Regions from separate parts of the Homo sapiens genome. Here region 1 is linked to region 2. A link is an interaction called in ENCODE POLR2A ChIA-PET data of the cell type or tissue named here. Cell type or tissue: CD4-positive, alpha-beta T cell. All regions are shown on one strand. Links, peaks and the distances in the headings refer to the core of each region. The heading gives the core; the rest is flanking DNA.

What was found. Peaks named below come from ENCODE experiments on the same cell type or tissue, not always from the same donor. Only the 100,000 strongest peaks of a DNase experiment are listed, where the experiment ranks them.
Region 1: POLR2A ChIA-PET joins it to region 2 with 5 read pairs; 11 of 35 experiments call an interaction of 5 or more read pairs at or near these places.

What each region holds. Positions count from the first base shown.
Region 1 is chr16:48,317,217-48,321,610 of GRCh38, reverse strand. All of the region lies in intron 11 of LONP2 (lon peptidase 2, peroxisomal), which reads right to left. Among named protein-coding and RNA genes, the nearest start is that of SIAH1, 66 kb to the left of the region's middle. RefSeq lists an enhancer at 1,788-2,410. In CD4-positive, alpha-beta T cell, for the core only: no CTCF peak of the experiment used is centred there; DNase peaks (open chromatin) are centred at 2,730 and 3,820; H3K4me3 peaks cover 723 bases; H3K27ac peaks cover 917 bases.
Region 2 is chr16:48,376,862-48,381,255 of GRCh38, reverse strand. The region is part of intron 1 of SIAH1 (siah E3 ubiquitin protein ligase 1); the gene reads left to right. Among named protein-coding and RNA genes, the nearest start is that of SIAH1, 6.4 kb to the left of the region's middle. RefSeq lists an enhancer at 2,953-3,454. In CD4-positive, alpha-beta T cell, for the core only: no CTCF peak of the experiment used is centred there; no DNase peak of the experiment used is centred there.

The DNA of each region.
Region 1 (4,394 bases), core at 293-4,292, 60 kb after region 2:
AGCTATACCATCTAGGTTTGTGTAAGTACACTCTATGATGTTTCCACAATGACAAAATTTCCCAGGGATGCACTTCTCAGAACATTATCCCCATCATTAAGCAACGCATATGACTATTCAGTAAATGCTAGCTGACTCACTGATTGAATAAACTGGTATAAACAAGGGCCCAAAACATAGGAATCCATCTTTAGTACCAGACAAGAAAGTTTGCACCCCTGTTTTCAGTGGGTTTTATGTATTAATAAATCTCATTTCCTGTATTAGAGATTCAGAAAATATTCCTAGACAATTATTTAGATGAGTAGTTAAAATGCAGAGACCTTTTGTAATATTTTTTTTAAAACCATTAAGTATTGCTTTAATACTCTTGTAACTTGAGTTTGTTTTGATAATGTATAACAATGACAACCAAAGGTCACTGCAGGCCGGGCGCGGTGGCTCACGCCTGTAATCCCAGCACTTCAGGAGGCTGAGACAGGTGGATTTCTTGAGCTCAGGAGTTTGAGAACAGCCTGAGCAACATGGCAAAACCTGTGGTCCCAGCTACTCTAGGGACTGAGGTGGGAGGACAGCTTAAGCCCGTGAGGTGGAGGTTGCAGCAAGTTGAAACCAGGCCACTCCACTCCAGTCCGGGTAACAGAGCCAGACTCTGTTTTAAGGTCAATGCATTTTCCTATATGATTCATTTAACAGAATGATGACTTTATAATTATTTGATAATATTTTATTTTCCTGTCCCCAATTGGAATTCAAATAACAAATGTTTGGCTCCTATTATAGTTAGATTTTTGCCTTCATTGAAGCTTCCTCCCGGTCTGTACAGGCAAACAAGTCTCTCTTAAACCAGGCCAATATTGATGAGGGATAAATCAGTAAATCAGTGTAAATGTCAGACTCAGAAAATAATATTTAGTATATCTTCATGATATTGGCAGTATATACCAACATGATATTTTCACCTCAACGTTAGACCACCGCCTGATTTTAGAAGTTTGGACATAGCATACTGCCTAGTATCCCATCAAATGCAATGGATTTAGCACAGAAAGTGTTACTCTCTAGATCTATTTTTTTTTTTTAATAATCTTGGCTTATTTGTAAAATCCAATTAGCTCTAACAACACTACAAACCCCTGAAGCTTAGTACCAATGAGCCAGTGCCTAAACTCTTGTCTCTGAAACCCATATTCCTCAACAGCAACCTTAGTTCCTTGGAAAATTATAAATTCTTATTTGTCCTGAGCTACTAATACAATCAAAGGAAAGGTAAGAATGAACAAGATGAAACAAGACTTTAAATACTGAAAATGCAAAACCGAATCCAAACTTCTAACCCCTATCTGTGCAACCTGGGTCTTTGATAAGAAATCAGCTCAAGTTTGATGGATATTCTACAGTATAAACTTCAATGCGGGCTTAGAAAAATTCTTTTTTTTTTTTTTTTTTTTGAGACAGAGTCTTACTCTGCTGCCCAGGCTAGAGTGCAGTGGCGTGATCTCGGCTCACTGCAACCTCCGCCCCCCAAGTTCAAGCGATTCTCCTGCCTCAGCCTCCCGAGTAGTTGAGATTACAGGCCCCTGCCACCATGCCTGGCTAATTTTTGTATTTCAGTAGAGATGGGGTTTCACCATCTTGGCCAGGCTGGTCTTGAACTCCTGACCTCGTGACCCACCCACCTCGCCCTCCCAAAGTGCTGGGATTAAAGGCGTGAGCCACCACGCCTGGCCAAAAAATTCTTACAGGCACACGCACAAAAAATAATCTGTGTCAGCTAGCCTTCAAGATGGTGCCCAGATATCCCATCCCCATGGAGTTAGTGCCTCCCATATCATACCAGGGTTGGGCTGTGTGACCAAGAGAATATGGCAATAGTGATGGGTATAAAAGACTGCAGTTTTGTCTTGATTCTTACTCTCCCTGCTTCTCTCACACATCATTCCCTCTGGGAGAAGCCAGCTGTCACAGCCTTGCCCTAGGGAGAGACACATTACCTCTTACCAGAGATAAGAAACTGAAGGCTCTGGCCAAGTCAGCAAGGAACTGAGGTCAGCTAACAGCCATGTCAGTGGGCTATATAATATAAAACTATATTAATTTTATATTAAAACTAATATAAAATCCAAAAGATAGGAAGATCCTGTAACAAGTAGAAGACTGTTCCAAGAAGACAAAGACAGGAATTTAGCAAAAAGTTACACAAAGCACAGAGGTTACTTTTTATTTTTTTTGAGAGAGTCTTGCTCTGTCATCCAGGCTAGAGTGCAGTGGCTTGATTTTTGGCTCACTGCGACCTCCACCTCTTGGGCTCAAGTGATTCTCCTGCCTCACCCTCCCAAGTAGCTGAGATTACAGGCACCCACCACCATGCCCAACTAATTTTTTCTATTTTTAGTAGAGACAGGGTTTCACTGTGTTGGCCAGGCTGGTCTCGAACTCCTGGCCTCAAGTGATCTGCCTGCCTCGGCCTCCCAAAGTGCCAGGATTACAGGCATTAGTCACCATGTCTGGCCACAGAGGTTACTTTCTAAACATTAAATTTAGCATTTTCTGTTAACATAAATGCACTCATGGCCGTAGACGAGAATGGATATGTTTCAGATTTGGAGAAGAATAGTCAAAAAAAAAAAAAGCTGAAAGGATCAAAAGCACTTGATTCTCTTGCAGAGCCAGCTTCCTGTTTTGGTTGAGGAAGGAGCTGCACTTAAAATAACTAGCATAAAGCATGCTTAGGGCTTGCAAAGTCAATGGCAGGAAGCCACAACAAAGAGCTCTGAAAGCAGCCCAACAGAAGGCTGATTCCTCCTGGAGAACTGCATCCTGAGAAAGGCTAAGAGAAGAGGCGCTTGCATAGTCAGTGAGTGGGAACGAACACAAGCCCATCAGCATGTGGCTCTCCTCTGTGACACTCTGACCCCTTGGCTCTAGGTATACTTGCTTACGTGGCAGGATACCTTTCTCCCACTCACCACATTCTTGCCAATAGTTAAAGGTGTGGTAAAGTGGGAGAATGAAAGTCAATGAATGAAAAGAACTAGTGCTGTAAAATTCAAATATTTTATTTTGATGAATTTTATTTTCTTTCTTTTTTTGAGGCAGAGTCTTGCTCTGTTGCCCAGGCTAGAGTGCTGTGGTGTGATCTCGGCTCACTGCAATCCCCGCCTCCCAGGTTCAAATGATCCTCCCATCTCAGCCTCCCAAGTAGCTGGGACTACAGGTGTGTGCCACCACGCCCAGCTAATTTTTGTATTTTTAGAAGAGATGGGGTTTCACCATGTTGGCCAGGCTGGTCTCAAACTCCTGACCTCAAGTGATCTGCCCTCTTCAGCCTCCCAAAGTGCTGGGATTACAGATGTTAGCCACCACACCTGGCTTTTGATGCATTTTAAATTGAGGTTGTCTGGAAAGCAAGCCCTAAGCATGCTTTATGCTAGTTATTTTAAGTGCAGCTCCTTCCTCAACCAAAACAGGAAGCTGTCCCTGCGAGAGAATCAAGTGCTTTTGATCCTTTCTGCATTTTTTTTTTTTAACTATTCTTCTCCAAATCTGAAAAACCACATCCCGGGAGTACCACATAATAAAAGGATGTATATCAAGGAATTAAGGATGTAATACCTACTTCCTTCCACTACATTAGGTTGATTTCACTGTCCCACCTAAGGCAAATACAGCAGATAAACAACAAATCTCCAAATGCAACTCACACAAAATAGGATCCATATTGAGCTACAAAAATTGTCATTGAGGGAGACAGACTTGTGGTCTAGCCAGCCAAAGCTTTGTGGTCAGCAGGGGGCTCAAGGAATCTATCATAAGAGGACAGGCCTGTCATCACTGACATCAAATCTTATTGCTTATGACTCACCACCCAACCACTAGCCTTTTCTCCAACTTACAGCTTCTCTTTTCCTACAGACTGGAAAATGGATAGCCAAGTTTATAAAGACATGTCTGTTAACCAAGTCAAACAGGCAAAGCATGGTGTTTACTGAGGAATGTTGTGAAGGGATTTATAAATCAAATCACAGTCAAAGTAGGTGGCTACTAAAGATCCTACTCAAATGAGATTTTATAATAGTCAATTATATAGGTAGAAGCCTAAAGCTACAAAACAAAAGCAATGTTTCTTCTTAGTTTTGTTGTTTTTTCCCCCTCTTTTCTTTGGGATTTGAGGTAGAATTGAGTATCACCATAATTCAGAATTGACAGAGTAGATGGTATGTTTAGAATCATAAAACATTTAGTCAAAAGTAATTCTGAAAATTAGAGGTTGTCAAAGCAACTGGGACTTCATTGGCAAAATCCCAATAAAGGAAGAAACCAAAAAGAAGGATCTCAAAAATCTGCACTTAAATCCCCCTCAAGCTGTTGACTAACTCCTAAGTTGAATGTAT
Region 2 (4,394 bases), core at 254-4,253:
CTCGTGCCTCAGTCTCCTGAGTAGCTGGGATTACAGGCGCCTGCCATGACGCCCAGCTAATTTTTGGATTTTTAGTAGAGGCAGGGTTTCAACATGTCGGCCAGGCTGGTCTTGATCTCCTGACCTCAGGTGATCTGCCTGTCTTAGCCTCCCAAAGTGAAGAGTATCTTTAGTTTTGTAAGAAATTGCCAAACTGTCTTCCAGATTGGCTGTACCATTTTGCATTCCTACAAGCAATGAATGAGCGTTCCTGTTGCTCTGTATCCTCGGCCGGATTTGGAGCTACCACTGTTCTGGATTTTAGCCGTTCTTTTTTTTTTTTTTTTTGAGACGGAGTCTCACTCTGTCGCCCAGGCTGGAGTGCAATGGCGTGATCTCGGCTCATTGCAACCTCCACATCCCAGGTTCAAGTGATTTCTCCTGCCTCAGCCTCCTGAGTAGCTGGGATTAGAGGCATACACCACCACGCCCGGCTAATTTTTCTTTTTACTTTTAGTAGAGACGGGGTTTTGCCATGCTGGCCAGGTCAGTCTCGAACTCCTGACCTCAAGTGATTCGCCCACCTCGGCCTCCCAAAGTGGTGGGATTACAGGCGTGGGCCACTGCGCCTGGCCTGTAGTGGTATCTTACTGTTTTAAATTTGCATTTCCGTGATGACATGTGATGTGGAGCATCATTTCATATGCTAGTTGTTATCTGTATATCTCTTTGGTGGGGAGTTAGTTAAGGTCTTTTTGACTCTTTTTTTTAGGTTGGGTTGTTTTGTTATTGGTGAGTTTTTGTTTTTTTTTTGTTTGTTTTTTTGGAGACAGAGTCTTACTCTTGTCCAGACTGGAGTGCGGTGGCGCCAACTCAGCTAACTGCAACCTCCGCCTCCCAGGCTCAAGCAGTTGTTCTCGTGCTCAGCCTGCTGAGTAGCTCCTGAGTAGCTGAGATTAGAGGAACGAGCCCACCGTGCTCGGCTAATTTTTGTATATTTAGTAGAGACGGGGTTTCGCCATGTTGGCCAGCCTGGTGAACTCCTGGCCTCAAGTGATCTGCCTGCCTCAGCCTCCCAAAGTGCTGGGATTACAGGCGTGAGCCACCGTGTTCGGCCAGGTTTGCATATTTTGGATAACAGTTCTTTTTTAGATACGTCTTTTGCAGATATTTTTTCTGTTCTCTATCTCAAAGCTGGCATTGCCTCTCTTCTTCACATTTACATTCATTTCCTTCTACCTTTAAGAGATCTCCTTTTGGTCTCCAGCCTTACAGTCAGTTTTCCTACTGCAGTTTAAGTGAGCTTTCTAATAGGTGAACCTGACTTAAAAGGCTTTCAGTGTAAAGTTCTAAGTTCTTGATATGGTTCGTAAGTACATAGCCTCTCCTGAGCTGGCCTCTCTTGTTACTCCCCTGCCATTTTGGACTTTACTTGCAAGCCCCTCTCATCCTATTAAGCTCTCTTATCTCAGCCTGGACATCACTAGCTGAGAAGCTCTTTGTGAACTCTGCACATTGAATTGGATGTCATCTCTGTGTTCCCATAGCACTCTGCTCGGTCCCACTGTAACATATCCTCCTGAATTATAATTTTTCTTTAGTTGTATGCCTCCCCAGATAGACTGTAATCTCTATGACGACTTGGTCATCCTTGTGTCTCAAGAGTTTAGGACTCTTTCTGGAACATAGGTGGTGCTCAGTAAAAAGTTATTGAGCGACTGACTCCACACTGTCCTTATTAAACTCTTCTAGCCTTTTCGTTGTGTTTTGTTTTTACCAAGGCATAGTGTTTCTTACAAACTTCTCTAGCCTTATTGCCTGTGTTTCCCCTTTGCCCTACCTAGGCCAACTGGGTTCTTTTGTTCCTTGAACACTGCTTTAGCATCTCTGTGCCTTTGGTCATGATTGTATTTAGCCTCTGAAATGTCTATTTGTGCTACTTTGGGTAGATTACTGAACCTCTCTAAGCCTTAGTTCTATTAGTACATGAACAGTTATTAAGTATATTGCTGTTCCCTGCCTTCCCCTCGCCCCCCCAGCCCCCATGTCCTAATGCTAGAGTGTCAGTATAATTAAGTGGCTAAGAGGACAAGCCCTTAAGAGTCAGATCTGGATGTGTCTCTTGGCTCTATCACTTATTAGTTGTGTTTGTGACTTTAAGTTCCATGAGAGCAGAGACACTGCCTACTTTGCATCTAAAAGCACATTGCCTAACACAGCAAGTGTTGTAAAAAGATTAGTTGTTGAGTAAGTTACTTCTCTAAATATTACCACTTACCTTCTAGTGAGGAAAGAAAGAAACAGAATTACAAATTGTGAAGTGTACTGTAAAGGAGTCAAAGTGCTGAAGAGACCAGTGGGGTGGAAGGGAGACCTGGTGTCCAAGGATAAGGAGCTCGCCCTTTGAAGGGGGAAGGAGTACATCTTAGATGGAAGATGCAGCCAGATAAAGGCCCCATGAAGTAGGGATGAATTTGGACTGCTCTAGGACCTGAGGAGTGTTGCTGGAGCAAATGGGTAGTAGAGAGAGACAGGTTGAAGAACTGTGCAGAGGGAAAGAGAGGAGAGATGCTGTGAAGTGTTAGCTGATATTAGCATCTGGCTGTTGTTCAAGGAGATTCTAGGAGAATACCTAGAGCAATATTAGGACTTTTATTTTCTAAATGTAAACTATTTTGTTGACATTTAGCCTAAATACATATGGAAAAAGTGCTCAAATCATGTGTACAGCTTGACATTTTCACAAAAGGAACGCTATTGTAACCACCTCCCAGATCGAAGAAACAAGGAGCCGCCCCCTTCACAGGAAACCACCTCTTGACTTTTTACACCATAGATTTATTTTGCCTAATTTTGTGCCTTATATGAATGGAACAGTAGAGTTTGTACTCTTTCATTCTTTTGTTGTTGTTGTTGTTGTTTTGTGACAAAGTTTCACTCTTGTTGCCCAGGCTGGAGTGCAATGGCACAGTCTTGGCTCACGGCAACCTCCACCTCCCGGGTTCAAGCGATTCTCCTGCCTCAGCCTCTCGAGTAGCTGGGATTACAGGCATGCACCACCACACTTGGCTAATTTTTTGTGTTTTTAGTAGAGATGGGGTTTCTCCATGTTGGTCAGGCTGGTCTTGAACTCCCAACCTCAGGTGATCTGCCTGCCTTGGCCTCCCAAAGTGCTAGGATTACAGGCGTGAGCCACTGCGCCCGGCCTGTACTCTTTCATTTCTGTTTGGCTTCTTTCACTCAACATTATGTTTTTTTGTGTGATTAAGGAGTATTATTTGCTTATCCATGACAAAGTTACCAGCTGAATAGCCATGTGTCCCAGTACTTCTTATTTTATTTTATTATAATTTTTATTTTTATTAGAGACGAGATCTCACTATGTTGTCCAGGCTGGTCTCAAACTCAAAGGCTTTAGCAATCCTGCCGCCTCGGCCTCCCAGATTGTTGGGATTACAGGTGTGAGCTGCCACACCTGGCCCTTCTTTTGTTTTTTAAGTCTTATTCTTTTCCCTGACCATCTCAAATACTTTCTGACCAGTATTTCTAGAACGATTTTTTTTTTCCTTAAATCTTCAGGAGGCTCAGCGTGGCGGCTCACGCCTGTAATCCCAGCACTTTGGGGAGGCCGAGGCTGGTGGATCACTTGAGGTCAGGAGTTCAAGACTAGCCTGGCCAACATGGTGAAGCCCTGTCCTTGTCTCTACTAAAAATAAAAAAATTAGCTGGGCATGGTGTCATCCCCCTGTAATTCCAGCTACTCGGAGGCTGAGGCAGGAGAATCACTTAACCCGGGAGGTGTAGGTTGCAGTGAGCCGAGATGGTGCCACTGCACCCAGCCTGGGCAACAGAACAAGACTCTGTCTCAAAAAAAAAAAAAAAAAAAGTCTTCCAGAACTTTAGGTTTAATGTTACAGACAAGATATGACCAGAATAAAGCTGGCAGAAACCTTCCATTAGGTTTGTGGTTGCCCAGTCATGTTTGAACTGACTTGTTTTTTTTGTTTTGTTTTGTTTTTGGTTTTTTTTGCTTATTCGTTTTTGTTTTGAACAGGGAGTCCGGGCACATGGAATAAACTAGAAAGAGAAAAACCTTTGGAGAACTAATTATATTTATAAAACAGATCTTGCCAGTGAGAAATATTTTCTTAAGGAGTTTAATGCCAGTCTTGAATTTTGTAGAAAATATTTCAGCGTACTTGGTATAGTTATTTATTAGTGTCACATCGACCACCTTGGTCTAGTGATGGTTGATACAGTAAATATAAGTGTATACTAGCTTCTCTGCAAAGACTCTACCTTGGAAAGATTACTTCAATAATTTATTTGACAAAATGAAGTAATCCTCTCCCTGTTAAAAACTTCTTCCTGGTTTCCTTCCTTTGTATTTCACATTAAATTTTGCCCTTTTGAAT